3 separate regions of the Homo sapiens genome follow, and regions 1 and 2 are each linked to region 3. Evidence: read pairs that join two places in POLR2A ChIA-PET (ENCODE). Cell type or tissue: HepG2. All regions are shown on one strand. Each heading gives the region's core, and the rest is flanking DNA. Links, peaks and the distances in the headings are about the cores only. Region 1 overlaps LOC107986772 (a long non-coding RNA gene). Region 2 overlaps LOC105375170 (a long non-coding RNA gene). Region 3 overlaps LOC107986772 (a long non-coding RNA gene).

What was found. ChIA-PET counts read pairs that join two places held together with the same protein. Peaks named below come from ENCODE experiments on the same cell type or tissue, not always from the same donor. Only the 100,000 strongest peaks of a DNase experiment are listed, where the experiment ranks them.
Region 1: POLR2A ChIA-PET joins it to region 3 with 10 read pairs; 6 of 35 experiments call an interaction of 5 or more read pairs at or near these places.
Region 2: POLR2A ChIA-PET joins it to region 3 with 10 read pairs; 2 of 35 experiments call an interaction of 5 or more read pairs at or near these places.

Annotation. Positions count from the first base shown.
Region 1 is chr7:17,179,277-17,190,553 of GRCh38, reverse strand. All of the region lies in intron 1 of LOC107986772 (a long non-coding RNA gene), which reads right to left. All of the region lies in intron 6 of LOC101927609 (a long non-coding RNA gene), which reads left to right. Among named protein-coding and RNA genes, the nearest start is that of AHR, 110 kb to the left of the region's middle. RefSeq lists an enhancer at 4,563-4,632. In HepG2, for the core only: a CTCF peak has its summit at 3,612; a DNase peak (open chromatin) is centred at 5,573.
Region 2 is chr7:17,014,870-17,026,146 of GRCh38, reverse strand. It overlaps LOC105375170 (a long non-coding RNA gene), which reads right to left. Exons shown (of 3, transcript XR_927067.3): 2 at 5,690-5,879; 3 at 4,585-4,797. The region is part of intron 2 of LOC124901595 (a long non-coding RNA gene); the gene reads left to right. Among named protein-coding and RNA genes, the nearest start is that of AGR3, 140 kb to the right of the region's middle. RefSeq lists silencers at 9,408-9,702, 9,428-9,722. In HepG2, for the core only: no CTCF peak of the experiment used is centred there; DNase peaks (open chromatin) are centred at 4,766 and 5,666.
Region 3 is chr7:17,124,822-17,136,098 of GRCh38, reverse strand. All of the region lies in intron 1 of LOC107986772 (a long non-coding RNA gene), which reads right to left. It overlaps LOC101927609 (a long non-coding RNA gene), which reads left to right. Exons shown (of 12, transcript XR_007060234.1): 12 at 565-1,187. Among named protein-coding and RNA genes, the nearest start is that of AHR, 170 kb to the left of the region's middle. In HepG2, for the core only: no CTCF peak of the experiment used is centred there; DNase peaks (open chromatin) are centred at 3,948, 5,608 and 9,208; H3K4me3 peaks cover 697 bases.

The sequences.
Region 1 (11,277 bases), core at 1,616-9,615, 55 kb before region 3:
TTAGGGACATAAAAGTAGTTTCCTATTTCTAGGTGATAAAGCAAAATGGAGAGAGCTCCAGAATCTCAAGCTAAAGAGGTGCTTAAAACTTATATTAAGAGTAAATTTTTATGCTTATAAACATCATCAGATTATTCACTCATTTGTTCATGCATGCAAGCATGCATTCAAAAATTTTGTGACTATTTACTACATATCTGTCTCTTTGACAGGTCCTTTGGCTTCCCTGGGAAACACTGGAATAATTATCTCGAGCCACAAATAAAATACACTAACAATAGTTGATGAGCTAAAAAAAAAAAAAAATTACAAAAAAATCTCTTGTATGTAGAAAACCCTAAAGACTCCACAAAAAACTGCTAGAACTAATAAACGATTTAGCAAAGTTACAGTATATAAAATTAGCACACAAAAAATCAGTTGTGTTTCTATATACTAACAATGAACAATCTGAAAAGTAGATTATGAAAAGTGAAAGAAAACAATTCCACTTACAATAGTATCAATAGCATCAAAAAAAAAAAAAAGGAACTTCGCCAAGGAGGTGAAAGACTTGTATACAGAAAACTACAAAACATTGCTGACAGAAATTAAAGAAGACATACAAAAACGCAAAGAAACCCTGCGTTTATGGATTCAAAGTCTTAATCTTATTAAAACATCCACACTACCCAGTGATCTACAGATTCAATGAATTCCCTATCAAAATTCCAATGGCATTAATTTTTTTTTAATTCTAAAATTTGTATGGAATCTCATGGGACTCTGAACAGCCAAAACCATCTTGAAAGAGAAAAGCAGAGCTGGAGACTTCACACATCTTGATTTCAAAACATATTACTCAGCTACGGTAATCCAAACAGTGTTATTGGCATAAAAACAGACATATAGAGCAATAGAGCAAAATAGAGAACCCAGAGATAACCCTCACATATATGGTCACAAAGGTGTGAAGGTTACACAATAGGGAAAAGGTAGTTTCTTCAACAAATAATGTTGGGAAAACTGAACATCCACCAGCGAAATAATAAAGTTAGCACCTTACCTTAGACAATACACAAAAATTAACTCAAAATGGATTAGACTTGAAACCATAAACTCCTAAAGGAAAACATAGGGGGAAAGCTTCATAATACTGGTGTTGGCAATGATTTCTTCAATATGACACCAAAAGCACAGACAAAAAAAAAAAAAAGCAAAATAGACTACATTAAACTTTCAAAATTGTACACAGCAAAGGAAACAATCAACAGTAAAAAGACAGCATATGTAATGAGAAAATATTTGTGAGCCATGTGTCTGATATGGGGTTAATACCCAAAATATATCAAGAGCTCCTACCACTCAATAACAACAAAAACAAACAATCTAATTTTAAAATGGACACAGGACTAGATATTTCTACAAAGATATACAAATGGCCAGGAAACATATGAGAAATATTCTGCATCCTTATGATCATTAGAGAAATGAGAATTGAAACCATAATGAGATATTACCTTACATTGTTTTTTATTTTTATTTTTAAGTCAAAAGAGGAAATAAGTGTTGGTGAGGATATGGAGAACCTAAGACTCCATACTGTTGGTGGGAATACAAAATAGCATAGCCTCTATAAAAAGCAATATGGAAATTCCTTTTAAAATTAAAAATATAATTACAATATGATCCTACAAGCCCACATTTGTGTATATTTCCAAAAGACTTGAAAATAAGATCTCAAGGGAAAAATTGTATACTCATGTTTGTTGTAGCATTAGGAGGTGAGTGGGAAAATGTAAGTCAAAGGTTATAAAGTACCAGATAGGTAGGATGAACACATCTAGAGACCTAATGTAAAACATGAGGACTATACTTAAATACTGTACTGTGCTCAGGATTTTTGCTAAAAGGAAATTTTAGGTGATCATGTCACAAAAACAAAAAAGGGTAACTGCGAGATGATAGCTATGTCAATTTGCTTCACTATGGTAACCTTTTCATTATCTGCATGTATATCTAAACATCATGTATTAAACCCTAAATATATACGGTAAGTTTTTTTAAAACACTTCAGACTCGGTGACACTCACTAAGTTTGCAAGGGATTTAAAGTTAGGAGGATAGATCTAATTTCAAATTCTACATGGACTCATTGTAGGACAAAAGTATATCCTGCTTGTCCTATATTTGCCTTTTTTTCTCTCCTGGTGAAGATAAGGAGTACCAATCACCAAATTATTTTATCCAGTAGTCCTTCGTAAGTATTGGTTACCTTCACAGTGAGGGTTTCCTGGTACCAATTTCAGATTCACCAGTTTGTTAAAAGCCAACTCTTCAATAAAATAGATTTTATTTTCCCATTAAGAAATCTCCCCTCCAAAGAAAAAAGTTTAAGATATTTCTGATGGAAAAGATTGGTGAAACTTATTTATTGTAGAAAGAAATAAGAAATTTGGATATAAAAATTCTTAGTATTCAATTCTATTATTTCCTATATTCTCTTGTATCCTAAATATGAAGGAGTAGTACTAAAGAGAACTGCTTTTTAAATGACCAAACTTTGAAATGTGTTCTTCAGACACAAATCAGCTGGACTACAAATCAATGTTATTTTTGACTTAATATTTTGTATTCTAGCCTTTGTTAATAAATGTAGTTTAGAGAATTGATCAGTATTAACTTAGCTGAATAAAAATGAAATCACAATATAATGTAGTTTTATAACTAAAGTAATTTTACTACAACCTATTTGTTGATATTCATGTTCAACAATTTTTTAAAAAGCATAGAAATATGCTATCCTGGTTTTTTAGAAAAGGTTTATTAGACATTCAGTTTCATGAGGAAATTGATAGGAAAATTTTCCAAGTTTTGATTCATTGTAATTTTGACTAATTGCTCTCTTGCTGTGAAGATGTGAAAATCTCCAGCTTTACTCACCTCAGCATTGGGGTGAATTAATATGCTTATATTTAGATGGTTCTACATTCTACAATCTGATTTTTTAGAGGGATATATGAGCCATTTGAGACCATAATTTTTTTCTGACAAAAAATAATTGACAAATTCCTTTAGTATCATGGATTAACTTCTAGAAATTATTAAGAACACCCCCCTCATAACCCCCCTGAAGCTCATAGAGTTTTGCTAAAGAGCAAGAAATTATTGAGACATATGCAGTGGTCAGCTCAGTTTCCTTCTCCCCCACCCACTTGATGGCAGGCAGGGTGCTCCTAATCAGACCTTACAGTATATATCTAGTAAGAGCCAATCAGATGACTTATTTGATGACTCTGTGAGCCTGTCATGTAATAAAGCTGATTCCTTTTCTCCTACCAGAAAACATGACTGAAACTGATGGCTTAGAGCTAAGTGAAAAACATATTAAACATGTATGAACCATTTGGGGCAAATTCCGTTTGATCCTGATGTATCATTATAACTTGAATTTTCTATCATCTTTGTTAAAGATTTATGATTTAATGACTTAAAGCCAATCTTAGTATGTCAATAAAATATGAAACTTTAATAATCAACAACAACAACAGTAACAAAAAACCTATTTACTTCTATTTTACTTGGATAAAACAAGGTGTAAAGGTCCCAGGTGATGGCAGTGTGGTCCCACATGTCCTGGCCAGGAGATATCAGGATGGGGATAGAGGTCGGGAATCTGGGCAGACCCCTGAAGCTGGTGGAAGTTGAAAAATGGATGGACAAAGGAGAAGCCAAGTAGAGGGAACCATGGAGCCAAGTGTCCAGAAAGCAGAGCCAGGATAAGGAGATGATCTGAGGATCTGTAAGTTTCATATTATCAAGCCAGTCATGATTGGAACATGAGATAAAAGCAAGTCTAAATGAGAAGGCACTAGTGTCAGAGAGAAAAGCCAGCAGTTTTCAGGGTACTGCTGCAGAGCCGTGTAAGTGGTGGGGCCAGGACAGTGCTAAGAATCTGTGACAGAGCTGGGACTCAAAACCAGGATCCAGGGCTGGACACTTGAGGGTCAACAGGGCCAGGGCTGAACCCACAAAAAGAATGCTTGTAAGGCTGTGTGTCTGAACTACTGGATATACTCCCAATATTTTCTCTAGCCCTTAGTAACCTGTCACCCTGAGACAGGACATGCAGGCCAGGGCTGAGCAGACATGTGAGGGCTTAATAGGGATGACTTCTGCGTTTAGAAAATTAGGAGACAAAGATAGAGACAGGCCAAGTGTAGAGGGATAATCTCAAAGACCACATCTGAGAAATGAGGCCCCTTTTTATAGATTTTGCTTTTCTTTAAAAGTATAAATCCTTTTCTTAAAAAGTGTAAATCTTGTCAGCTTCAAGGAAGAAACCTACTACCATTAACCTTTTCAGTTTTCCTCCCAGTTACAATCCAAGCAAAGCCAATTCACAGCGAAGCTGAGAAGTTTAGAAAGTTTGCCTTCTGTCTTATTCTCTCATTTTTGCAGCATTTTCTTCTCTCTGGTATAGTTATTTAATATATCCTGGTTGCTTCACCTCCCCGCCTCAAAACAGAGTAGGAGTTAAAAGCCATACTGTATGCTTTTGATTGAATAAGTGGCTATAATCTACTGCAGTGTAGTCTTAATGTGTTACCTCAAACGTAAGTTTTATTTTCAACAGGGTAGGCTTTTTTTTTCTAATTGCTTAAAGATATGAACCTTACCCTTAAGAAGGGGAAGTGGAATGAACCATATGAGTCAGTCAAAGATAGTCCACAGGAGGCCAGTCCGACCAAATCACATGTTAGACATACACTCTTGGAAACTGAAGAAAGCACGGAGAAAGCCATGACCTATTTTTTATTTTGTTGGAACTTGAAAGTTTTTTTTTAAATGAAAGTACTAAAGAACTCCAAAAATACATAGTAATGATAAAACAATCATATATCTATTATCAGGAAGCATAAAAATCATACAATAATCTAGTCCAGAGAGCATCATTACTTTGTCATCATTACTAAGTATTCCTTTTATAAGTAAATGTCAGTTCCTGCAACATTAGATAATTGTAGTTTAGAAATGAGTAATCTAATTTATTGGCCATGGCAGAGATTCAGCTCTTTGAAAAAGCATAGTCATTTTTAACCTTCTCATTGTTTATTGTTATGCATCTGACAATGGGATTTAATTTTTAGATATTTAAGCCTTTTCCTTATGCAACAATACCCCAAAGGCAGTCATTTCTGATGGTATTTGGAATCCCAAATCTTAATTCTTTTCCAGGAACAATGGAAATAAACAACCGATTTTAGGTGTTTCCCTATTTCCTTATTAAATAAAACCTTTTCACTTTGGCAGGCCTGCACTCTCTCTGTGAATGCTGGTTTATTTCCCCATTAATTGTCTTTCTAATTTTAATTAAACAGCCTTAAAGTGGCAGCAAAAGACACCTTTAATGTTTGTTAGTTCTGTTACTCTAGAAAGAAAAGAAGGTTTAATGTATTGCTTTAAATTCAACACACACACATACTTCTGATTGGGTAACACTAGGCTTTAAAGTACTTAAACCGAAAAGTAATTTCAAAATAAACATTCCTTTACTCTTTGGACTATTTGAAAATAAGCTGCCAGCATGACTGCCAAATGTCCCCTCTGAGTCTACATGTACATAAAAATATTTACCAAACCGTTGAGTCCACATCTCTATGAGGACAACATGCCATTTCTGATATGAGCTCTGGGGACTTAATGGCAGATATTTAGTTCTCAGCTGTCTTTAGCACATCCAATCCAATATAGTTGCGTATTACTTCTGTCTTTGGAGACAACCTAAATGATCTTACATTGTTAGAAATCTGTATCATTTAGATAAATAAATTTCAGATGTCACCTTTTTTCTTGGTGCCATTATGGTTATTTATAGTCCCAAATGAATTGTTGCAAATATACATTATAACTTTTATAATACATAAATTACAGTACATACATCTCTAAACTGGCTTGAGGTTAATTTTTAAATTGAATCTAGCAATGTGTGAATTTTCAAAATAGATTTAATGTTTTACATGAAAATTTGTTTAACTGCTAAGTTCATTTTTAATTCATTAGTGTGCTTGATATACTATCTTTAGAGGCAATTATTTTAACGACAAATTACATTAAATCAACAAATAATTTTTTTAAGCATCAGGGATTTCCTCTTTAACACTTTTATTGATTTATAATTAAGCCTATCAAAAAGACATTTGTTAAATGAGACTACAAGAACTCACAGATCCCATTTCTGAGTATAACATATTCATTTCATATTGACCTGCTTTCTTGTTCTCAAAAATTGTTTTTGCCCAACTTTGCTTAGAGGATTGCTTTTTATCACAAGCTATACTTAGGCTGTCATATTGAAAGAATATTTTAAATGCCACATTTAAAGTGACAAAGTTGGCAAGCCCAGAAAGAAACAATAGTGCTAAGAGCAAACAGATGTCTGTATCTGGGTGAGAGCTTTTCTCTCTAGAGGCAAATAAAATAGATAATAACCCTAAGTTGCCAGAATTTGACATGGTGAGCCAAAACCTATCAGGAGACAGTGAAATTAATTTATACAAGTCAGAAAGTAGTTTTTGAATGTATGGCAAACGCTTTGGTTTTGACTTTAAATGCCTATTCTGATCACTTTCAGATTGTTTCTGGCACACTCTAGATAGAAATTGTTCCAGCTAATCAGACCATTAGCAACTGGGTCAACCTTCTGAATCATACATCTTTGGAACTGCTTGTATTCATTTAGTTTGTCACATGCATTCTGTTTGTGATTTATTGAGCATTTTTTTGGTAAGAGCTCGATAGTTTTTAAGAGGCACTGTGTCATTTCTCAAAAGAATTATACTTCATGAGCACTAGCACAAGCTTCCCCAATTATGTGCTTTTAGCATATCCCCAAATTGGACTCTGACTGCATTTTTTTTTTCAGCAAAAGTACATACTTCATTTTTTTTTTTTTTTTTTTTTTTTTAGACGGAGTATCCCTCTATTGCCCAGGCTGGAGTGTAGTGGCTCAATCTTGGCTCACTGCAACCTCTACCTCCTGGGTTCAAGCGCTTCTCCTGCCTCAGCCTTCCTAGTAGCTGGGACTACAGGCACATGTCACCATGTCCAACTAGTTGTTTTTTGTTTTTTTGTACATTTTTTGTAGAGACGGGGTTTCACCATATTGGCCGGGCTAGTCTTGAACTCCTGACCTTGTGATCCACCTGCCTTGGCCTCCCAAAGTGTTGGGATTACAGGCATAAGCCACCGCACCCAGCCACATACCTCATTTCTCCAAGAACCCTCCTTTTCTGAGCTTCTTAACATCCACAGTCATTCCCTTCTATAGAATATACAGAAATGAGGTTAGCATTGCTTCAGGCAACCAGTCATTGCAAATAGCGTTCCTACCCCTTAGTATTATGTATACTGAAACAGAAAAGCAAGCATAAAATTTCATAAACATAAAAAGGGAACACTGCCTAAAACACACATTAATAAGTAATGTACTTAAAATATTCTGTGTGATTTTTATATTTGAGGGGTTTTTTTTTGTTTAAAATTTCTTTCTCAATGAAAACTAGTCAAATTAAAAAAGGAACGAACTAACTCAAACTTAGAAAAAAAATCTTATGAGAGTTTTCTCGTTCACATTCTGCTTTCAGAGGATGCTATAAATTTCACCTCTGCCTCTGTTCCAGAGGTATTTGGGGGATTGCAGTAAGTAGTCTATTAAGTAAGTTCTATTTAAGTTAATTAAATCTTCAGGTGGCTAACTCTGTCTACCTAATCATTAGGCATGGTTGTTTTATCTTCTTTCTCACTCCCTGTCATAAAATGTTTTTCACCATCAAATTCATTCATTCATTTACTAATTCAGGCACATCCTTCTATAAATGATACAAAGTAATATCAGAGAGATACAAATCACTAAAACATCAAGTTGGACAGAAAAGATATGAATGCACACAAAATTAAAGATAAAATAGTAAATAAGAAATGTCAAATAAACGGTGCAGACAAAAACAGCCCTGAGAAAGGAGAGAAGTAGAGATGCATTCAGTAAATAAATGAGTGACTCAGGAGCCCATAGATCCAAGTTTTGGCCATCAAATAGAAAGGAGTGAGCAGGCAGAAAAATGAAAACTCCAAGTGGGCCACCATCTGAGGTGGGTGGAGGCAAAGTTTCCATCCATGTCTAGCGTGGATACCTACCATGCTTGAGACACGAGTTTTAATAGAGTACATAATTCTATTTTGCACTGTGCTAGACATTGAGAATATAAAGCTGAAGAGATACGATCTACACCATCATGGGCTGACTGACTGTCTAGCAAAGGATATAGGTTTGCTGGCTTAGGGACAAGTCCTTAAACCAAATTTCTAACAATGTTTTGTGTGTTCCCTTCATTCATCTATTCAACGAATATTTTCTAAATGTCCACTTTGTGCCTGCTGTTGAAATAAGTAAAGGGGTGAAAAAAACAGACAATATCAGGCAATCTCCTACCCTCGAGGATATTATATTCTAATGGGGGACGTGGAAGACAGTCAACAAGTATTGAGTAAATACATAGTTCGTCATGTTAGATACATTCTATGGTGAAAAATAGAGAATGATAAAGATATTAGGACAGTTGGGAAACTGACTTACAAAGGAAGGGCACAGGATTCCTCACTGACAAGGTGCTTGAGCAAGTTCTCAAAGAAAGTGAGGGAAAAGCCAGCTGGCTCACTCAGGAATTGGGACTCAGGAAGAAGAAGAGCAATGAAGGCTGGGGTGGGAAGGGGCTTGTTTAGGAACAGCAAAGAGGGCAGCCTGGTTAGAGGAGAGTTGAGAAGGACAAAAGTGGTAAGGGTGGGTCAGAGACACAGGATAAGGAAGGAGTCAAGACGTCAAACCCCGTTAAGCAGCACAGCATGGTGGCGCTATAAAGTCTAGTGTAAAATGCTGACTCCACTGCTTACCACCTGGGTACTTTGGACAAGCTGCTTAAATTCTTTGAACCTCTCTTTTCTTCCCTGCATAAACAGGGGTAATAAGAGTTTCCTCATGGTTATTATGAGAATGAAATGAAATGATACTTTTTCTCTGAAACACCAAGGATTGTTCCCATACTAAGTACTAAATAAATAAATATTAGTAATTGTTAACGATTGCAATAACTGATTGGTCATGAGTTTCTGTCATTGTTTCTGTCACCCCTCAGGTTGCATTATATAAATAGCTTTCTCCCCAGTTCAGTTTATTTTTCACTGAGCCACCAGATTTCTTTTGCTTCAGCACTGCTATCATCATCATGTCATTTATGGCTTCTTATAATTTGGTCCACCATACAGTTCCAAAAGTATCATTCAGGACTTTGCAGGTGGGAATATCTATTCCAGCTTGGCTGGTATGTCTATTTACTTACCCTCCAATCTCTCCGTGTTGGACAAGACATCAGACCCTAGGTTTCGATCATCATGCATTTGAACTCGCCCTCTACCACAACTAATCGGATCCTACCAACATTTCTAGGTTTTGCCCTTTTCTCAAAAGAAACATTCCAACTCTACTTGACCTTTCCTCTACTTTTAAACCAGTCTCCTACTGTTGGATATTCATGGTGTTTTCATGTTGTTATTTTAATCAATGCTATTGTAAAAAATGCTAATTTAGAACATATCAAAATACTTCAGTGAAAACTTTTCAGACTGAAAAGGAGACTTCTTATGGGTGAAAATATCAGTAGTTCTGGTCAGTAAAATGTTTATACCCATCATATTAAATGGGTACCTAAAAACTTTTTATGCTGGGTGCATTTATATTACAGGCAACATGAAAGCAAATAATAAACTGTCGAATAGGAATCAATGAGTTCTCAGAGGTTGTCCCAGGATGAGGTCACAGTATAATACAAAATATATTTGCTTTGATGAAAAAGAAAAGCAAATATGTAACATAATTCCCATAGCTTTTTTGTTGTTTTTATTCTTGTTGGTATTACTCCAATGTGGTTAAAGCAATATTTTTCATCTTGGCATCTCTGGAATCTTTAATGGAAAAATTTCTTTTCAAAGAAACCCAAACAATTAAACAAAATTTCAAACAGAAATGTTAAATTTTTAATCTCACTAAATACGATTCTCAGAGTTTGGCATCTTGTGCTATTTACAGTGCAAACATACACAAAAGTATATTCCTAAATCATTTTCAAAATATTCTTATTTCTAATTTGAAAAATAATGTTCTTGATGTGTGCGTGTGCGTGTGTGTGTGTGTGTGTGTGTGTGTGTGTCAACTTAATATCAACCTAATTACAAGCTCAGTGAAGGGTGGGCTTTTCTATTGTCCTTACTGGGAATCCTGGCCAAGGAAGCCTAATCAGGTAAAAACTGCCAACTGTTGCTGGACACATGTGGTTGAGGGAGTTAAGAGGGGTTCCCAAAGAAAGACGATGATATTTCCAAAAGAAAAGAAGAATTCTAGGCAGAAAGTATATGACAACTAAATGCATTTCTGCCAAACCACATTGTTATTATTATTTGTCTAGAAGACCAGGAAGGAAAGGCACAGGTGAGACCTGAATATTCTTGTTTTTTGTTGTTATTGTTGTTGAGACGGAGTCTCGTTCTGTCGCCAGGCTGGTGTGTAGTGGCACAATCTTGGCTCACTGCAACCTCTGCCTCCCAGGTTCAAGCAATTTTCCTGCCTCAGCCTCCAGAGTAGCTGGGACTACAGGCACGTGCCACCACGCCCACCTAATTTTTGTATTTTTAGTAGAGACAGGGTTTCACCATGTTGGCCAGGATGATCTCGATCTCTTGACCTCATGATCTGCCCGCCTCAGCCTCCCAAAGTGCTGAGATTTCAGGCGTGAGCCACCGCGTCCGGCCAGGGCCTGAACATTCTTAATGCCATAACCTCTCACACAGTAAGAGGTGGCCACAACCGGAATTTTTGTCCAATTAGCCTATTGGGAGATTTTATCTTCAGTAACATGTAAGACAAAAAAAATAGGATTTTAAAATTGACTTCTGAAATATATATATTTCTAACTATAAAAAACAATTCATGGACATAGAGAAACTTTCTGACTGTATAAAATAATAAATACAATAAAAAGTGTATCACTTTCCCATTCCAGGCCTCAGTTTCCCTTCCTAGAAGCAGCAGTATAGCAGTTTCCTATGTACCCTTCCAGAAATATTTCCTGGATATAATACATAGAAAAGCTTATAAGGGACTTTACATGAATGGTGTGTGTGGGGGGTGGGGGGATGTATAAATATATATTCCTATTTTTACCCAAAAGGGAACATAGCATTTATACT
Region 2 (11,277 bases), core at 1,361-9,360, 110 kb after region 3:
TTTCCTACTATCTACACATAGGAGAAGCAGGGAAAATGGGATTTTCCTCTTTCCCCTGCTTCTTCTACAAGAAAAGGAATAAAGGAAGGGCAAAAGATAAAGTAGGGGAAAGGGAATTTTTTCACTTGCCTTCTTATAGTTTTTACCCTCTAATGTTCTACAAAAATAATTTGCTCATTCCAATAGACAAGAGAATGAAAAATGTTCTTGCTATTGAGATAAGAAAATATGGTCATAAAATTAATCTTGAAAACATACAGCTACAGTTATATTGATTAGCACAATCCAAGAACCAGAAATCCATTTGGCCTGGCCCCAAAAGTCAATGTCTGGAAAAACAATAATAATTTAAATTCTAATCTATGTTTTCTGGTGCAGTAAAGCATTTCTTAAGACTGTTTATGCCAATTACATTCAGATGCATCAACATTATGATATTATTAAAAGTGAGAGGAAGAAGACAAGTCAAATCTCATTATCACAAATAAGGTTTTGTGTTTCCACGCTAGAGCAGTTAGCTTGTTCATTACACATAACCATGATTTCAATGATAGGGTAAATTCCAGGACAGAGATGGAGAATCTTAATGGAAGCAGTGATGACCCATTGGAATATTGTGTGTATTGAATCTGGACTATGGAAATTGAGAAGTATCAAGATTCACAATTAAAATATAGCAGAATATTTTGAATAACTAATAAATCATATGAAATATATACTAGTAGAAAATTCAAAATTCAAGCAGAGTTATACTCTGTTTATGCACTGTAGTAAAAAGCAATAATAGAATAATGTTAGATAAAACCTATATCCCTGCAACAGTGAAAAGTTTCAATGGACATGATTTTGTACGGAGTTACAGATATATTTTCATGCAGTGCTTTTTTGAGCAGTGCTGAAACAACAACATTCAATGTCTCCAAAACTCTACCACCTTGACCTGATTCTGTAACGCTCATTCAGTCTTGAGTGAATTTGTGCTGCCTAGATTTCCAGATAGAGTACATGAGTCTTGGCTTTAAACTCCATCTTTATGTAAGGCATATGTTAAAAGTCTCATATTATTGAACTGTATTATATTAGGATAATTTTCAACTACACTAGAACTGTGCACGTGATTCAAACAATTGGAGCATAAAATTATAGTTAGGTATGCTGTGCAAAATAGACTATACATATAAACAAAGAGGGGAAAGAAAATTTAGGAAGTGATGGTACCTGAGTTGGATCTTGAAGGTTAGTTAGAATGTAAAAATGTCTTGCAAAGACAAATTTGGCCCCTTTGTTTAACTTCATTAATATAGATAACCAATCTAATATAAATAATGAATCAACATGATACAGAGAAAAAAATCTATTGGGGTTTAACCAAGTGTAAATTATCCACAGATCACCTGTGATTTCATAATAGCATGACATGTGTATGTATTTTTATTGTCCCCAGTAATCTTTATGCAATTAAGGGTATTCTTTTGCTAAATTCGCTTATAGAAGCATTTAATCCTCAAAGAGCCTATGTTTTCAATGTAACATTTATGTAAACACATTCCCTAAACATCTTTGACAATCTTACCTCTTTTATGAATTTGAGAAATCTTAAGTCTTCTTGCTAATTCATCAGAACCACACACATAGACTGTATTTCTGCTGTTTATAGAGTTTTACTCAATTGAATTGCATGATTACCTTAAAAACACGATAAACACAGCCATATGACTATTACTACATTTATACTTCTTAGAGGAAAGTTGTAGACTGTGCACCTTATATGTACACTATAGTTATCCAATATATTATGCCTTTTTTTCTTTATAATAAAGATGCAAATAAAACATTTTTCTTGGGGTTCAGCCTAAAGGAAAGCTCTACTTCTGAGCAAAAGGTTTTCTTTCAGTATTATAATCACCATGAACCTACAGATGTTTTCCTTTTTGCTACTTAGAAATGAATTGAAGAAAGCCTAAATAGATAATAGATTAGTATGTCAATAAATGGCAGATGATCAAAACATTTTACCCCATCATATTATATTAGAGTGAGTTCAAATTCCATCCAGCTAAACTCTGCTAAGGGGACCCACTCCAAACCACTAATTGCAGAAATGACCTCACTGAATATGGGAAAATCTCTTTTTCTTCCCCTGGTCCTTCAAGATATCCAGAATCTGCCTTGCTAGTAGCCACATTTATAAATTGTCTAGTTAATTAATCTGACATAAACTCCTCACGAATCATCTATCATTGTAGGATGCTGTGGGACCATTAATACTTTTTTATCAAACAATGTCAGAGAATACATATAATTCATTTTTAAAACTACAGCAGCTAATCATTCTTGGGTCACTTATAAGTTGTTATTATTATTATTATGTTAGCAACAAGATCTTGCTACGTTGTCCAGCCTGGAGTGCAGTGGCTATTCACATGCATGATCATAACGTACTGCAGCCTTGAACTCCTGGCCTCAAGTGGTCCTCCCACTTCAGCCTTCCTAGTAGTATATTAATTTTGAGATACCTTTTCTATATAGGCTTTATACTTCTTGGCTTAAGTTTGTGAATCATTTTAATAAGGTAGTTATCTAAGAAGCCTACTAGAAATGCTTTTTGGGCTGAGGATTCAGTGAGACCCATGGGAAAACGATGTTTGGAGATGGAACTCACAGCTGGCTCCCACAGCCTTAATCCTCAAGTAGGACTCTCAGAGTGACAAACCCAGACCAAGGAGCTTGGCTAGGAGAAATGAAAAGACTTGATTTTTTATGTGAAAGATAGCTACCTATGTAAGCTGTCTTCCAACTCAGCCTCTCAAAGACCTGTGACAATTTTTTCAAGAGTGGAGAGATATACTAAAAATGAATCAAGAAATGCACTCTATAACTAAAGGTACAGTAGAAAAACAAGAAAATGAGGTCACCCTGGTTTCTGACTCACTAATAAGATCAATGCATGTGATAAAAGGATATTTACCACAAATCTCTTTATGATCATGGTTTGAGCAGAGTCAAGACAGTGATACAGAAAAGGTGACCTGAATGCAGTCAGCAGAGAGGGATGGCAATGAAAAATGACTAAGAGCAAAGTGTGAGTATATGCTGGGAACTGGAACCACGGTCCCCTTAGCACAAAAGACGACGGAGTCTAAAGTCAGAGAAAGTGAGTTTACATTCATGTTATGACCCTATTCATCATTCATCAGTTGCACCCAAGGACTACTGGGTAACAATCTGTCAAAAAATAGGATTTTATAAGTTAAAAGTATAAGATGCACATAGGTGTTAGAGTTCAAGACACAGATGACAAAGAAGTTCAAAAGAGCAGAGGAAACCAACATAGGAAAAAAAGAATACGGAGTGTTCAGGGCACTTGAGACATCTGCAGTTACTGAATTACAGGATGAATATATTGAAAAGATGGGATTGGAAAGAGAGGTTAGAGTCAGGTTAGGGTTTGAGAACCCTGAAGAATGGGCTAAGGCATTTAGATTTGTTACTAGAAGAATTTGGAATCCATTAAATATTCAAGAACAGGAGAGTACATCTACCATACTTGTGTCTAAAAAGTAAGAACACTGATAGTTTGGTGGATGGAGTCAAGGCTGATGGTAGGCAGGAGATACTGTCTCCTCCAAAGAATGTCATTGGGGATGATGGTGAAAAAGCAGATTTGAAATATATGTGAGTTGATAGAAGCAAAAAGATATAGTGACAGATTAAAGTTAGAGGGCATCAGGAGATGCCAAAAAGAGGTCACTCCTTCAACACCTAAGATGATTTTTTGAGAGCCTTCCATGTGCCAGGGACTGTGCTTATTGCCAAGGATAAAATGGCCAACCAAAATAAAGATGGCTTCTGTGGTTTTGGAAAACAGTGGCAGAAGTTAGAAATATATTTATTTATGTAATAATCATTCAAGTGTTTGTATTGTCAGGGCAGGCAGGTAGATGGGGCTGGAGACTGAAAGCCTGGATTCATGAATGTCCATTTGATACTTTTATTCATGGCTTAGTGAATTTTTCCAGGGAAAGTATGTAGAAACGAAAAAGAAGAGAGTTTGGAATGGAACCCCATGGAAGAAGCAATAATTAAACAATACGTGAAGTAAAAAGAGGGAGTAATAAGACTGGGTAAAAGTTGTCAGAAAGACTAAAAGAGGGACACAAGCATGATGTCATGGGAGCCAATGGCAGCAATTTCTACAGAGAAAATGTTAATTGGGTTGAATTCATAGACTGATCAAGCACCACGTACTGTAAAAAGCCCATGCTTAGTCAAGTCACAGGTCAAAGGTAACTTTCACAAAAGAAGATTCAGTTCAGGATAGAGTCCGGAAAGCTACTGAGGAATGAAAAGAAAGAAAGTTCCAGAAACACTGTAAAACAAAGCAAAAAAAAAAAATCCAGTTTTATTTCTATATTTCTTAGTAACCCTTAATTTTTCCCCCTTAAAAATAGAGACTTTACCACCTTCTCTAAAAACTGAAGTTGCATAGCCAAATTCAGTGGATAGTTAGATGCTTGATATGGGAGAGTTTACAATTTTTAAAACTAGTCTGAGATAATTTGAGCAGAAACAAATCTGATATAATTTGAGAGAAAAATATTTTTATTTTTGTGCTTTCCTTGTAGAATCAGATTTGGTTTGCAAAAAGGTAAAGGTTACATGTGTGTGGGTAGGATATCATCTTAAACACACAGCAGATTCCAAGAAAGCATTCAGTGGTGTGGGTGGTTAGGCAAATAGTTTTCCCTCAGTTCCGGTACTTTCCGCTGGACTTTCGCCTTCTGAGTTTGAACTTGCCTATTGGGAAAGCAAAGAATGTTGTAGAAACATGTGTCTGCAAGTGTATGCTTATTTCAAAACAGTACAAAAGAATTAAGTATGTAGGTTGCAGTGACTTTGTATAAAAAGTAGATGACCCTCACAAAGTGACAGGTTAACACAAATTTAAATAAATTAAAACTTCTTAACAGCTTTATTGAAGCATAACTGATATTATGAAGAAGTACACATATTTAAAGTATACAATTTGATAAGTTTAAACATATGCAAACATTCTTGTTACAATTACCACTATTAACGTAGTAGACAGATCCAGCAATTTCCATAGTTTCTTTTTTGTTTTTGTTTGTTTGTTTGTTTGTTTTGAGACAGAGTCTCACTGTCACCCAGGCTGGAGTGCAGTGGCGTGATCTCAGCTCACTGCAGCCTCCAACTCCTAGTTGAAGCTATTCTCCTGCCTCAGCCTCCTGAGTACCTGGGACTACAGGTGCATGCCACCGTGCCCGGCTAATTTTTTTGTATTTTTAATAGAGACAGATTTGGCCAGGTTGGTCCCGAACTCCTGACCTAAGGTAATCTATCCGCTTCATCCTCCCAAAGTGCTGGGCTTACAGGTGTGAGCCACTGCACCCAGCCCCCATAGTTTCTTTGTGTCTCGTTTTTGTGTTTTTTGTTTATTTTTGTCGTAAGAACACTTAAATTGAGACCTACTCTCTTAACAAATGTTGAAATACACCATACTGTATTGTTTACTATAGGTACAACGTTGTACAGCAGATCTCTAGAACATATTCATCTAGCATACCTGATGAATAACATTGCAGCCCCTGGCAAGCCCTATTGCACTCACTACTTCTATGATGTTGACTATAAAGATCTCTCATACAAGTGGAATCATGCAGTACTTGACCTTTGGTACTGGCTTATTTTGCTTAGCATAATGTCCTCCAGGTTCATCCACATTGTCCATAAATGGCAGGATTTCCTTCCTTTGTAAAGCTGAATAATATCACACTGTACATGTATAGCACATTTTCTTTATCCACTCATCTGTTGATTAACACTTGAGTTGTTCCCACATCTTGCTATTGTGAATAATGCTGTAACAAATAAGGGAATGCAGTGAGCTCTTCAAGATCCTAATTTCAATTATTTTGGATGTATACCCAGAATAAGAAATAAAACTCTACTTCTTCAGCTGGTGAAGAACTTTTATAAAAAGACATTTTTAGACCTGTGTTAAAGCTATATATTACGCTTAATTAACATCTTAGTATAAGTTTATGCAAAATGACCAATTTCCTCCCTATTATCGCCAGGTAGGCAGGCACACACACACACACACACACACACACACACACACACACACACAAACTAAAAGGCAGTACAGAACTCAGATGAACTCCAAGCTAATAATAAAGGATACAGCATGCACTTGATCTCCATATTAACTTTTAAATTAATAACTTCTGGAAAATTTCACTCACATTCCAAAGGAATTCATTATTTAATGCAGAACACAGATGAGCTTGAGAGTGAAAATATATGGCACATAATGAGATATGTATGTCAAATTCAACAAGAAGACTGATTTTATTTTGAGCAGCACACTTTGCTGCATATTGACCCTTAGATTTTATTTCATTCTCTTTCATCTATTAGCAAATCTCACTAAATACTACTTTTATATTATCTTAGCCTAATTTTCAAAACAGTAATCATGATAATAAAACAGCAACAATTTCTCCCATCTTATATGTTGCAGAAAACATGTAGTAGGTGTTTTACGTATTTTTATCCTATTTTATAGACAAACTGATACTTGGCGAGTTAATGTGATTTGTCCAAGGTCCCACAGTTAGTAATTATAAAAGCAGGGATTGAAAACTCAAGTATTAATCTGAAACCCCAACTCTTTCCTTCACCACACTGTAATCCATTATTATGCCAACAGCTGAATGGAAACATCATGAAATGAGAGAAAAAAAAACAACAAACTAATGTGTAGAAAAAAAATCTGTTAAAATATGGGAAGCCAAAGCTTCTTACGTGGTTCAAGCATTTGTTGTTGCAGCTGAAAATGATTAAATTCAGAAATCCAAATCAAGTGTTCACAAAAGGATTTTTATTCTGGAATCTGTTTCCACATTACAACCATTTTTATAACTTTCTTAAGTAGTATATTTGACTTGACCACCCCCGGTTGAAATTCTTTCTCTTAATTCTTTTTTTTTTTTTTTTTTTTTTTTTATTATACTTTAAGTTTTAGGGTACATGTGCACATTGTGCAGGTTAGTTACATATGTATACATGTGCCGTGCTGGTGCGCTGCACCCACTAACTCGTCATCTAGCATTAGGTATATCTCCCAATGCTATCCCTCCCCCCTCCCCCCACCCCACCACAGTCCCCAGAGTGTGATATTCCTCTTCCTGTGTCCATGTGATCTCATTCTTCAATTCCCACCTATGAGTGAGAATATGCGGTGTTTGGTTTTTTGATCTTGCGATAGTTTACTGAGGATGATGATTTCCAATTTCATCCATGTCCCTACAAAGGACACGAACTCATCATTTTTTATGGCTGCATAGTATTCCATGGTGTATATGTGCCACATTTTCTTAATCCAGTCTATCACTGTTGGACATTTGGGTTGGTTCCAAGTCTTTGCTATTGTGAATAATGCCGCAATAAACATACGTGTGCATGTGTCTTTATAGCAGCATGATTTATAGTCATTTGGGTATATACCCAGTAATGGGATGGCTGGGTCAAATGGTATTTCTAGTTCTAGATCCCTGAGGAATCACCATACTGACTTCCACAATGGTTGAACTAGTTTACAGTTCCACCAACAGTGTAAAAGTGTTCCTATTTCTCCACATCCTCTCCAGCACCTGTTGTTTCCTGACTTTTTAATGATTGCCATTCTAACTGGTGTGAGATGGTATCTCATAGTGGTTTTGATTTGCATTTCTCTGATGGCCAGTGATGATGAGCATTTTTTCATGTGTTTTTTGGCTGCATAAATGTCTTCTTTTGAGAAGTGTCTGTTCATGTCCTTTGCCCACTTTTTGATGGGGTTGTTTGTTTTTTTTCTTGTAAATTTGTTTGAGTTCATTGTAGATTCTGGATATTAGCCCTTTGTCAGATGAGTAGGTTGCGAAAATTTTCTCCCATTTTGTAGGTTGCCTGTTCACTCTGATGGTAGTTTCTTTTGCTGTGCAGAAGCTCTTTAGTTTAATTAGATCCCATTTGTCAATTTTGTCTTTTGTTGCCATTGCTTTTGGTGTTTTGGACATGAAGTCCTTGCCCATGCCTATGTCCTGAATAGTGTTGGAAGTTCCGGCCAGGGCAATTAGGCAGGAGAAGGAAATAAAGGGTATTCAATTAGGAAAAGAGGAAGTCAACTTGTCCCTGTTTGCAGACGACATGATTGTATATCTAGAAAACCCCATTGTCTCAGCCCAAAATCTCCTTAAGCTGATAAGCAACTTCTGCAAAGTCTCAGGATACAAAATCAATGTACAAAAATCACAAGCATTCTTATACACCAACAACAGACAAACAGAGAGCCAAATCATGAGTGAACTCCCATTCACAATTGCTTCAAAGAGAATAAAATACCTAGGAATCCACCTTACAAGGGATGTGAAGGACCTCTTCAAGGAGAACTACAAACCACTGCTCAAGGAAATAAAAGAGGATACAAACAAATGGAAGAACATTCCATGCTCATGGGTAGGAAGAATCAATATCGTGAAAATGGCCATACTGCCCAAGGTAATTTACAGATTCAATGCCATCCCCATCAAGCTACCAATGACTTTCTTCACACAATTGGAAAAAACTACTTTAAAGTTCATATGGAACCAAAAAAGAGCCCGCATTGCCAAGTCAATCCTAGGCCAAAAGAACAAAGCTGGAGAAATCACACTACCTGACTTCAAACTATACTACAAGGCTACAGTAACCAAAACAGCATGCTACTGGTACCAAAACAGAGATATAGATCAATGGAACAGAACAGAGCCCTCAGAAATAACGCCGCATACCTACAACTATCTGATCTTTGACAAACCTGAGAAAAACAAGCAATGGGGAAAGGATTCCCTATTTAATAAATGGTGCTGGGAAAACTGGCTAGCCATATGTAGGAAGCTGAAACTGGATCCCTTCCTTACACCTTATACAAAAATCAATTCAAGATGGATTAAAGATTTAAACGTTAGACCTAAAACCATAAAAACCCTAGAAATCTCTTAGTTCTTAAAGTTGGAACAGCATGTTTTCACTATGATCTTCCTTGAAAACCTCCCTACCTTCTTATCTGACTTCTATTGGCGCTCCTAAGACATTCCCCAGGGACCCCACCCCTACATACACTCACTTTATTTTATCTGCCAGCCTAAGCCACTGAAGTTGGAGTAGAAAATCAATGGCTCACTCTGCACAGCCTCGCTGTGCCTTATGGGGCGGGGGGAACAACAAGTGCTTTGCTAAATTAGGCAGTATTCAGAGGCATTCCCAGTGTATTACCAATCTTATTATCCAAACATGCACCCTATGATGTGACATGAACTACTAAACAAGAAAAGGAAAGGAGAAAGAAACCTCTTCAAAAAAGCATTAGAGATATCTGAAATTCTCTCTGTTTGTAGTCTGTGGGTACACTGCTACAACACAGAGGCTGTTCTGTTTTGAGAAAAGCCTAGCTAACCTTGAGACAAAAATGACAACTGGAAATATCATCTGCAGCTACATCAGAACAAACACTCAAGGTGCACAATGTGAAATAACTGCTGGCAACATACCCCCACACAGAGATAGTAATCACTGCCAGGAATGTTATCTTTGAAGGGCAGAAGTCTAAGTGATTGGCAAGCCAGAAAACATAGCATAGACCCTTAGAAATACTGATCAAAGCAAACTGAAGTTCCCTAAAGGAATCAGGATATGAAGTAATATACATGTTTTTAAAATAAGGATACACTCAGATTATGAATGTGTGTGTGTATATATATACATATATTTTAAAATCATATATATTTTTTAAATCATATATTTTTAAATCACATATATTTTTAAATCTATCTATATATTTTTACATCATATATATTTTTAAATCTATATATATTTTTAAATCATATATATTTTTTAAATCTATATATATATTTTTTAATCATATATATTTTTAAATCTATATATATTTTTAAATCATATATATATTTTTAAATCATATATATTCATGTTTATATATACATATATATATATGTATATATATGAAACTCCTGGATATCACCCACAGGCATCCTAGTCCAGACCACACCTTTTGAGCTCCAAAAGAATTTGGAGAAATAAGCCTGGCATGGCTGACCCTCTTGTTCATGGTTTCAAGATTGGGAACATTGAAATTCCTCACATTTCTTCCAAATAAGATATTTAGAATGAAAACCCTTTAATCCAACTAGAAAGAGATATCTGGAATGTCTGAGCTCTCCTCCCAGATTGAGAGTTGTTTTTCAATTAGTAACATGGACTGAGGAATTTTCTGGCATCTGCCACTAAGTGAGTAAACTCAAAAATGATAAAATAAACTTAAAAAGAAAACAAAAAAAACCCCAGCTCATTTTAATTAACTTCCGGTGAGACTTAAAAGACAGCCCAAGCCACAAAAAGTCCGTTTCCAAAAACGCTGCTCTTTTTTATTTTTGCCAGACAGCATGACTCCACTGCCACTTATTAGTACTGATTCTTAAACGCATTGTTTTCTTTTTTTTAAGTAACAGATTCACAAACAGAGAGGATACAATTCTCAGAAGAACTGGGACAATAATGTAATCTCTAAGTTGTTTTAAATTGATTCATCAAAACTAAAATATGAACATATCTCAATATTAACTATCTCAAAAATCTAGGCCAAGACCACACTAAATTTGGACCATTTCCCTTAATAGTGCAATAAAGTACAATGGGTTTTTCAACAAAGAATACTTCTAGCTCTGTGTGTGTGTGTGTGTGTGTGTGTGTGTATCTATATATATAACTACTGCCTCAATTTCCCTCATCCACCACTAGATCCTTACATTTACTGCAATATCCTAACTACAACACTGAAAAGAAAACCTTGTATCTATGAATGACATAAATGTATTGGTATTTTGAGAAAAGCTGCCATCATATTGTCATCGGATTCGATTAATTTTTCTGTTTAATTTTAACTTGTTAAAATTTATTTAATTGTATTCATTTCTTTTATTATCAGTATGTTCTTTGCCCTTTGTTTAACCCTATCAAACTTTTTGACAAGCGGAAAGTTTATAAAAGATGAAACTTTATGTTAGAAACACTTACACTAAGATCTTGCCCAGATTAGAAATCTTATTCACGTGAAAAATCTTTCCTTCATACATAAATGGAACCCAATAAAGTGAGAGCTATTCACAATATCTTAATTCAGTTCTCGTATTTTGCAGAGTTGGCAAAAATCATATTTGT
Region 3 (11,277 bases), core at 2,090-10,089:
TTTCTGCCTAATCTAGACAAATATAGTTACACATGAAATATTTAAGTATATATATACACAAGTTAGTATACTCATATTTTATTACTCTGCTAGCTGAGGAGGCCTTAGAAGCAACAATTCCCTAGTAGCAATGAGTACATCTAACCCAGATCTTGATTTCTAATACTGTTCACCAACAAAAGTAACCAGAATTTCTTGGAAAGAAAGAGTGACTGATTTCAGTAACACAGCAGGAAATTTATAAGATGAGCCTGGAGCATTTTGTAGTACCAGAAGTTAAAGAAGTGCTTGAAATATACAAAACACATTGATGATGGTATGTCAAAAGGACATAGGTGCCAACTGAAACAACACGCAATGGCCAAAGCTAGAACAATTTGAGCAGCAAAATATAGTAACAAATGGTAAACCAAAGTGTAAGTAAACACGCAGTCCATATACTAAAAATAATTGAATAAATGGAAGAGAATAGACAAACATCCCATGTAGAAAAATTCCAAATAACTTGTGTAGATACTCTACATTCAAGAAGTCAGAACATAACTCCCCACTCCTTCCATGCAGGCTGTACATAGTGGCTTCCTTTTAAAGAGTATAACGTGGAAAGATTGAAAAAGAGTAACTTTACAGTGGAGAAAATGGACAACGATGTTGCAGCCAGGCAATCCACGGTAATATCAGCAGTGACAAGGTATGCTGACAGGATGCACTCTCCTTGGTATTTAAGGAAAGATTGTTATCCACCCAAAAGCCCATAACCCCCTTTTAACCACAAGGTTAAACATCAGGCCACTTCACTAGATGCACGTTCTCAGCTTGTGCCCATCTCAAGTACCATCACTGTGGTCTCGCCTGGTACTCTTTTTGTTTTTTTTTCCCACAGTGGCCAGACAGGCCCTTTTCCGATTCTCCATACACACTTGAGAGTGGATTGTAATGTTGAACAAGGAAGAGAGATAGGAAAAAAAAAAAAAAAAACTATGCAGCCTAGAACATTGCTTCTAAACATGTCCATGCTCACAGATCTGCCGGGGTCAGACTCCTCATAGATGCAGCTCACCTGACTTCTCAGGAAGCCCTCAGATGAGTTTCACTAGTGATGGGGCAAATTGAAACTGCTACATATTGAGAATGGGAACTGGCTCAGAGAGTGTGGATTTCTCTCTTGAAGTCTGGTTTTCACTCTGTCATTGACTGAATATAAATGTGTCTTGATTTTCTGTGTGCACCAAAGAATACTTCCCCAACAGTTCACTCTGCAGCTTTCTGTCAGTGAAAACCCAGACCAACAATTAAGAAAATGTCCCACAAAGGGAATTAATGAGAAGAGTTTCCTCCTTTCTTGGCTCCAGAAAACCTGGCCCAAGAGAGCTGTGTCAATAAGTCTCATACATTTCGGTTTCTTTTGGTGGGGGTGGCAGGAAGGATGTTGGTATATTTGTTTTCTATTGCTGCTATAACAAATTATCATAAACTTGGTGCTTAAAATGGCATGACTTTATTATAGTTTTGAAGGTGAGGAGTCTAAAATCTGTTTCACCAGGCCAAAAGTCAAGGTGGTCAGCAGGCCTGGGTTCCTTGTGGAGACTCTGTGAGCAAATCTATTTTCTTGCCTTTTCCAGCCTATTCTAGAGGCTGCCTGCATTTCTTGGCTCGGGGCTGCCTTTCTCCATCTTCAAAGCCAGCAACAGAAGGGCCCCACCTTCTCAATGCTGCTGCCATGTCTGATTCTCTTCAGCTGGCTAACTCTTTCCTTTAAAGGACTCATATGATTAGATTGGGCCTACCTGGGTAATCCCAGCTACTCTCCCCATCTGTAGGTTCTTAACCTTAATGACATATGCAAAGTACCTTTTGCCATGTAAGATAACATTCACAAGTTCTTAGAATTACAGCATAGTTATCGTTGGGGGCCACTGTTTTGCTATCACACTGCAGCATTTTAGATTTAAATACATCTGCAATTACTCCCTGCTTATCACCTCCCACAGGCCTTTCAAACACATAATCCACAAAATTAGCCTTCCACCTGATGTGCTTCTTCCTTGTTTGCAGGTATCATCTCCATCCAACAACCTAGTTTACAGATTGAGAATAGTTTTCTGTAATCCTTCATTAGATTGGCAAATCTGCTGATTTTAATTCCTAAATATCTTTCCAATCATTTCATTTTTAAAATAAAATTTTAAAAATTTTGTATTTTGTATATTTAAATTTGTGTATTTTGTATATTTAAATTATGCAAGATAGCATTGAGATACATATATAGTAGAATGGTTATTATAGTGAAACAAATTAACGTATCCATCACCTGACATAGTTACTCTTTTTTTTTTGTCTATGGCAAGAACAGCTATAATCTCTCATTTAGCAAAAATAATGAATGCCATATACTATTATTAACTATAGTCCTCATGTTATACCTTAGATTTTTAGGCTTGTTCATGCTACATATCTTCTATCTTGTATCCTTTGACCTATATCTCCCCATTTCCTCCTTCCCACCTTGCCCTGGTAACCATTGTTTTATTCTTTATCTGTATCATTGACCTTTTTTATTCCATGTATAACTAAGATCACGCAATATTTTTCTTTTCTGTCTGGCTTATTTCATTTAATATGTTTTCCAGGTACATTCATGTTATGGCAAATGACAGGATCTCCCTTTTAAAGGTGGAATAATATTCCATTGTGTATGTATACATGTATATACACACCACAGTTTATCCATTCATTTGGCGATAGACACCCAGGTTGTTTCTATATCTTGATTATTGTGGCTAATGCTGTAATAAACATGAGAGTGCAGGTATCTTTACAAGGTAGTGATTTCATTTCTTCTGGGTCATATTTCCCCAATCTATCCCTGCCTTGCATCTCCCCTACAACAAACTACCCTCATGTAGTTTCCATTTTCCTCAATAGAAAGTATTTCTTGGTTAATGGTGTCTGACATTCATTAGCTGGTGAAGCTGCTAATGAGACTGATGTACCTGTTTGATTCACTCTGATGGGCTTACAGTCCAGCATAGAAAACACAGATTAAACAAATACATATGGGAATGTCCTGGGAGAAGACATTGTTGATCTTTCTAATCATGTATTCCCGATTCAGTTTTCAAACATTGAGGTCCAAAATTTATGACTCTCTAGAGAGATGACATCATGCCAACTAACAGAAAGCAGTCAAGAGTAATTGTGTGTGTGTGTGAGAGAACGTGTATGTGTGTGTGTGAGTGCATGTGTGCCTGTGAGCATGTGCGTGTGAGAGGGAGAGAGGACTTTTCCCTGATTCTGAAATACAAAAATAGAAAATAAGACTGTTAAATGTTAAATATGGCAACTTACTTTTAATAAGATCAAACAAAAATGGACTTCAAAGCCTATCTTGATCACTTGTTGAAATGGAGTTAAATTACAGATTTTAATGCCTCACACTAGATTGAATGAATCAGAATGCCTGGGATGGGGCCTGGAAATATGCATCTTAAACAAGCAGTCCATGAGTTTGTTGTGCACATTAGTATTAGGGAATTATTAAGCCAATTTCAACTCACCAATACTCCATTCCTTGCATTTTCCAGCTTTCAGCTTCTGCAGGCTGCCCGCATTCCTCGGCCCGTGGCCCCTTTCCACGCTCAAGTCGCATCCTACTGACTTTCCCATCGACATAGCACTCATTGGCCATAGCTGGCAAAGTTTCTCTGCTTTTAAAGACTGGGGTGACTAGATTGGTCCCACCTGGATATTCTAGTCTAATCCTCTCACTTCAAGGTTCTTAATTTAATCACCTCTGCAAAGTCCCTTTTGCCATCTAAAGTAATATATTCATAGTTTCCATGGATTGGGAGGTGAACAAAGTGGGTGGAGGGGGACATGGTTCTTCCTACCAGACTACACACTATATCTGTAGAACCTTGTCTCAGCTGCTACACATTAACCACCCTGTTAATCATTCCTACATTCTTTTTACCCAGGTGAAAATGAGAGTAAAGAGAAAACTTTCAGAAAGCATGCTGAAAAGACTTTACCACTCAACACTCCATCCCAAATGGAGCTTTACACTCAAAGGGAAAACACACTTTCCAATATTCTACTAGCCCTCTATTTGACTTCTAATCCTAATAAATATTTAACTTAATATACAAGTGTAAATGGCTAACAGCTTCATAGTTGGTAATTCTAGGTGCTTCATATGGCTGTAAGAACTTAGGATATTTATTGTCATAAGTTATCAAATATCTGTCGTGTGTTGGATATCATATAGAGATAATAGCTTGTGTTACAGTAGATGGGCACTTTAATTTGGATTATTATCTTTATACTTATATCCTACAATCAGCACAAAATCAAGCACGAAGACTATCACACAGAGTCTACAATCCTTATTTTAACATAATCTTATCCTGATGTACATTGCCATCGGCTTTTAAATGTCTGAGCCTTATTTGCTTGTGTTCCATTCGTGACATAGGTTTTTGTTGTTTGTATTAATTTTAGAAACTCACTAAGAAGTTGTGGAATGAAGCATAAAAAATATTAAACTTCAGATGATGAATTTTTTTGAGAGAACAGTTTAACGAGACAGAGCAAGGGTAAAAAAATAAAGGCATGTGGCTTAAGACATGCTTTATTCTCAACAAACTGCCTGAGGGATCTTTGTTTTTGTTTTTGTTTTGTTTTGTTTTATAGAGATGGTGTCTCACTATGTTGCCCAGGCTGGTCTTGAACTCCTGGCCTCAACTGAGTCTCTCACCTCAGCCTTCCAAGGTGCTGGGCATGAGCCGATATTCCCAGCCCAACCAGAGTTCTTTTAGGGAAGAAGTAACTCCTGACACTTGGAAGATACCACAGTCAAAGCAATAGAAATGATAGCGCAAAGAAGTAAAAACTTCCAACCTCACGGCAGGCTCCTTGTTCTTCACAAAGTTCCAGCTCTCCACTTAGGAAGCTACATAATGACATACTGTTTTCATCACACATGCCTGCTCAGAGATAAACAAACCAGTCCTGATGTGCATTCATGGAAAGATCGCCGTATTTTCAATTTGGTCTTTTCTGCTTAGTGTTAAGAAGATTAATGAGATGTGTGTTGGTTGGTTTCTGTTGGAAGTTTTGTGAGGCAAGTGCAAAGAAGTGTGCAGCTACACTTCCTATAACCCACGAGCACCAAAGCAAATTAAATTAATATCAGGAAGTATTCGAACAAAGATATTTTTCTAAATGAAGTGTTCTGAAATAACATTATCATGTTCCAAAAATCATTACGCTGAGCCCTAATCTGACATTTTACCACGTAAAGATCTCTGCTGAGAAACATAAAAGAATGGGCTAACAAATTCTACTGCCACATCAGTTTCATTTTGTTATAAATCTCTCTAAACCTACCCCATGTCATCTAAAAGCATATTTGGAGAGAGGAATATGTTACACCTGTCTATTAAACAAGATACCAGAAATTTTCCCCCACATACATTGCTTAATTAAAGCTCAGATGTCTTTCCCAGGGCTGACTGTATTATTAGAGAATGCTTTTAGTAGATTCTCACATAGTTGGTAAAGGAATCTGGATGTTGACCTAGCTGTGATGTAACAGTAGCAACAGAGGGTGTCAGACAGCAGGGTCAATTTAACAAGGAAACACAGCTCATGTTACCAAAGGGTTTCTGTGTTTGCACACAATTCCTCTGGTGACTTCTCAGGCAAGCACCTCCGTAGACATCCTTTTTAACCCCCTGTGGTGTTTCTGATACTTAGCTGAGTAACAGAAATAAACAGAAATCTCTTCATTTTCTCTCTCCCTGACCCTAACCCCTCATGCTGCATGCAAAAGTATAATGTAGCATATTAGAAAGAAAAAATATCAAAATTTCGGGAGAAGAAATTGATTCAGCAAAGCTGAGTAGAGGCTAGGGAATGAGAGAGAAAGATCACAGTAAACTTACCTATTACGAACCTTCAAGAGAATGTAGATGCCTATTAAACTGGCATCTCTACTCCTAACTCTTGCGTGTCCAAATCTATTCTTCCAACTGCCATTAAACATTCACAGGTAGAAGTCCTATAACAGATATTTATCCACAAGCTAAAATAATTATTTTTTCTCCTATTAATTTTTTTTCTATTTATCCTATTTCAGTCACTTTTATCATCTTTCTTCCCAGGTTGGACATCTTGGAACCATCTTTTACTTTAAGGCAAAATGTTTATGGGACTATTAATTTCTTCTAGGTGTTGTTCAAATTTTCGTAGTTTAGGCCCATTCCAAGAGCTTAATAACTTCACAATTGAGCTTAATATAGTAGACCAAACTGGGAAGACTTATAAAAAAAAAAACACTTAAAAACATAAAATAAAGTTTCAGAAGTACTGAAACTATTTAGAGGTGGTTGGGAAGTGAAAACAAAAGTCATCAATATCAATTATATTGAAGATGTTTTTAAGATGTTGGCATTCTTCACACATGCAAGTACCTTTGTTATTTTAAGATATAAACCCCTCTAACAGCTGTTTCCTTTTTTTTAATAGTTTATACTCCTCTGAAGACTTTACCAAAATCCTTAAATATAATTGCCATAATGACATTGCTTTAGGGTATATATAATTCTTTACTCACATAAATCCGTCTTTGTTTGTGATCTGCACTCCTCTAATGCAGATCACTTAGACAAGTGTCTCCCTGTTCAAGAAAGCAGCAGGCAGAAAGCAACTGTGTCATTCACTTCCTAGCCACCATCCTCACTGGGCATGTCTCTCAGCCCGTTTTCTGTTCCTTGTAACAGAACACCTGATACTGGGTAACTTATCAAGAAAATATTTTTATAGTTATGGAGGCTGAGAAATCCCAAGGTCAAGGGGCCACATCTGGTGAGGGTCTTCTTGCTGGTGGGGATTCCCTGCAGAGTCCTGAGGCAGTGCAGGGCATCACACGGCGAGGGGGCTGAGGTGCCAGATCAGTTCTCTCCTCTTCTTATAAAGGCACCAGTCCCATTCCCACAATAACTGTTTAATCCGTTAACCTCCTAAACCATTAATGCATGAGTGGATTAGTCCATTCACGAGGTCAGAGCCCTCATGACCCAATCACCTCTTAAAGGCCTCACCTCTCAATACTGCCACATCTGGGATTAAGTTTCAACATGAGTTTTAGAGGGGACAAATACTCAAACCACAGAAGCATCTCTGCCATTTTACCTCTTCTATGAGATGAAGATCCATTAAAACAATTTGGTCTTTATTCAAAGAAGGGTGACCATGTTGCTGTGCTGCCCTCAAGGACAGAGCAAGTGAAAATAGCCCAAACGATGGAATAAAACTTCCAAATTTTATTTGCATTTTAAAGATAGTTTTCCACATCGGTATTTCAACATTTAGCCTATTTTTGCTTTGCAGTGTGATACAAATATACCTGGAAGCAAAGAGATGGCCAAATTGTTCTCTCAATAGTCCTTCCTTTCTACTGATTTCCTGCAACTATTGATGTTACTGGAGATGGTTAATATCAAATGGCATTATGGGACCTATGGCACACAATAAAAAGTATTAGTTTGGCCAGGCACGGTGGCTCACGCCTGTAATCTCAGCACTTTGGGAGGCCAAGGCAGGTGGATCACGAGGTCAGGAGATCGAGACCATCCTGGCTAACACGGTGAAACCCCATCTCTACTAAAAATACAAAAAAATTAGCCGGGCATGGTGGCAGTGGCCTGTAGTCCCAGCTACTCAGGGGTCTGAGTCAGGAGAATGGCGTGAACCCGGGAGGCAGAGCTTGCAGTAAGCGGAGATCGCACCACTACATTCCAGCCCGAGTGACAGAGTGAGACTCTGTCTCAAAAAAAAAAAAAAAAAAAAAGTGTTAGTTTGCCAAGAGCAGATTCAATAATTCTGTTTCCTTGTAGCATACGGGCACATTTATCCTACATTGGAGAAGGCTAGTGCAGTCTACCATGTGGACAAACATGTATTATCTTGGATTCTGGGAGAGCATCTGTCTAGGGTGAAGCAAAAGGCAGGACGTGAAGGGAAGTATCTCTTCCACGCCACAGGGGAAGACAAAAAGAAAAAAGAGAAGGATAAAAATGGAGCGTGGCTTAACAGATTTGCAATTTATTATCTGATTTCATCTATTTTCCATACTGTGTCCTTATTCCAATGACCTATTTTATATCTTTTCAGAGCATGATAAAAGTGTCATATCTAATGATGCAAGATGGTAAACAGCACTCTTCTCACTTGTCCAAGACATGTGAATGCTGATTTTTTCCCAGACAATTTAGTTACACTGCATGGAGAAGAAAGAACATTTCTTTAGTTCTTTTCACTTAGATGGAAAGATACAGCCAAAATGTTTCCTTGGTGCCCAACAAAAAGCAGCCAAAAAGTTTTTTTTTACAATGCCTTTTTGCACATCCTCTTTCAGCTGTTACATCATTAGAAGGTTCGAACACTACAAAATCAGCAATTAAAGAGCCACATAAAATTGCATCAAGATGCTGATCGATTCTAGGTTGCTAAGAAACATAAACTGTATCCTTTGATGACGTTACCATACTGCAAATATGCCCAAACCCATACATATCTCATAATCTCAGGATAATCCAAATTCATCAGTGTCACCGCCAATATTGGCCTTAATGCCAAAACTGCAATTATAGCGAACCTAAGGGAAGATCTACCATATAAGAAGCTACTACCATATAATTCTCTAATACTGAAATAGAAAGAATAAAGCCTATGAGTGTTCAAATGGGCATCAGTGGGACACAAACAGCTTAACTCAATGTAATCCAAGCTTCAGCTCCTTTTGCGCTGGTCTTTTGACTCTTTTATTTCCTTGTAACTACTGACCTTTCCACATTTGACCATGAACTACAGCTAACCTTCCACCCACTCATACTGCTTTTCTTCCTCTGCTACAATGTATGGTCTAACATACATGTTTTCCAATAAATGAGCCCTCCTTCCTCTTTAGTATTACCAACTTTTGCTTGTACTTAGAGCCTCATGAAATACTACTATCAGATCAGATTTGAAGTCTGTTGAATCAGTTTTCATTAAGAAGTATGTAAGGCTGGTATCAATGAAGTAACAGAATCATAAAATACTGAAAGACTATCATTTGTTTAGGACCAAATTAGACCTCGTGATACTGTAATGACTGGTTTCTTCAGTAAAGGACGTTAGTGTCCTGCTGGGGAATCCAGACAAACAAATAAGATGTGAAGCAAGACAGAATAGTCATGAGTCAAATGGTATAGTCCAGAGTTCTCATGCTATTTAAGTTAAAAAAAAAAAGTGGTGGGAGGGTCTGAAACTTTTAGACAAAGTGCAACAAAGTGGAGTGTAAGCTAGGAAATCAAGAAACAGTTTGGTATTGTTAAAAAGAAAGAAAATGAATATCCCAAGCAACATGAACATTATGAGCAAAGGTAAAGAGGTGAGAATAATCATCTTGAGTTATCAGAGCACTCAGAAGACATGTGTGCTTCTCCTTGTGCTTAGTGTCTCATAAAATACTTTCAGATCAGACTGCAAGTCTGTTGAATCATTTTCATAAAGCAATATGTGAGGCTGATATAAATGAAGTAAATGAATCACAAAGTACCGAAAAACTACCATTTGTTTAGGATCATGTTGGACCTGGTGTGTGACCTGCATCTGGATAATGGTTGCAAGTGAGCTTGAATGTGTAAGATGAGGCCTGACTCTTGATTAAGTTTTGTTGAAAACAGAGGTCATTTTAGCCTAAGGTAATAGAAGCCTTTATAACAGATAAACTTCACAATCTCTGTGACTTAACATAACAGATATTTATTTCTTGCTTCTGTAAAGTTGAAATCAGGTGTTTCTGTACAGAGACATTGGAGGTAAGTCTGTATTTAGGCTGATTAAATAAATTATATGATAGCTCACATATAGCTTCCTGCCAACATACATTTGTTACAGACTCACTTAGCAAGCATCTCTTAAGCACCTAGTACATACTAGGCACTGTTCTTGACTGACACTAGAGATCCTGACTGAGGCAAAAGGCATGGTCCCAGCCGTTTAGAAACGTCTAGCTGGTGAGGAAGCCAGGTAACAAGAAAAGAAATGAGTATTATATCGTCTGCTAGGGAGGACAAAAGAAGAAAGTATTTTACAGATTGTGGAAGCAGAGAACTCAAATTAGAGACTTTTAATGAGAATTATTTGACTGTCCAATCAAAGCAGTTGCTCTACTTTGTGACTAGAATAAACACTGCAAAACCCCTGAGTTCAGCAGAAAAACAACTGATTTTTAATCTATTGATTCTTGTCAGCTACAAGAATAACTGCCATGTCGCTATACTTCACATTCAGGTGTTTATTTTTCTATGTCCTTTTATAGCATTATGAGTATCTGCATATCCTATTTTTTGATTGCCACTCCTGGACAGAACTTCTTCAGTTAGAAGGCAGGTATATCAGAATTGGAAGCAGGGAGAAATAGGTTCTTATACTGACTCTGCCCATGACTAAACGTGTTTGTCTTTGAGGCTCACCAGGGCTTTAGGTTTCTCCTTGTACAATGATTCACAAAATTTCTTCCTTTTCCAGCTTGAACATATACTTCTTATAATATTCTGATTGAAATTATTTCTCCTTGGGATATTTCTCTTTAATGGAGTTTGTTTGACACTGTTATGTTAATTACATGGCTGTAGACATAGAAGCAGTAGTTGTACTGGTTTGGGGTGTGGGCTCTGGCGTCAGATTGACTGGGTTCAAACCCTGCATAATACTCTTTAGCAGTGTGAGATAGTGTAAACCTCTCTATGCCTCACTTCCTATAAAATGGAAATGAGAATGGAATCACCTGTTCGGTTGATATGAAAATTAAATGAGTTAATTCAGGGAGCCCAAACCTTCTTTATTCATGGTGCCCTTAGTGTCTCTGTAATTCTTTTCACTGTCTGTGTCCCTAGGCTCCATGAAATACCTAATTGTTTTGTTTATTATGTCCAATCAACTAATAAGTAGTTATGTCTCAACAACTTACAGTAGTAGTCTCATGAAAATACAATACACATAAATTAAAAGGAAAAATAGTATTTTTATTTCATTCTTAAATAAACATCATTACTTACTCATGAGAGGTATGTGTCCACATTTGTCTCTGCTCCATGATATCTGAGGCCTCAGCTGGAAGGACTTAAAGGCTGGGAGTGGGAATCACCTGGATGCATGCTAGCTGTTGGCAGGATCCTCAGCTGGAGCTGTTGGTCACATAATCTACATATGGCCTGGGCTTACCAG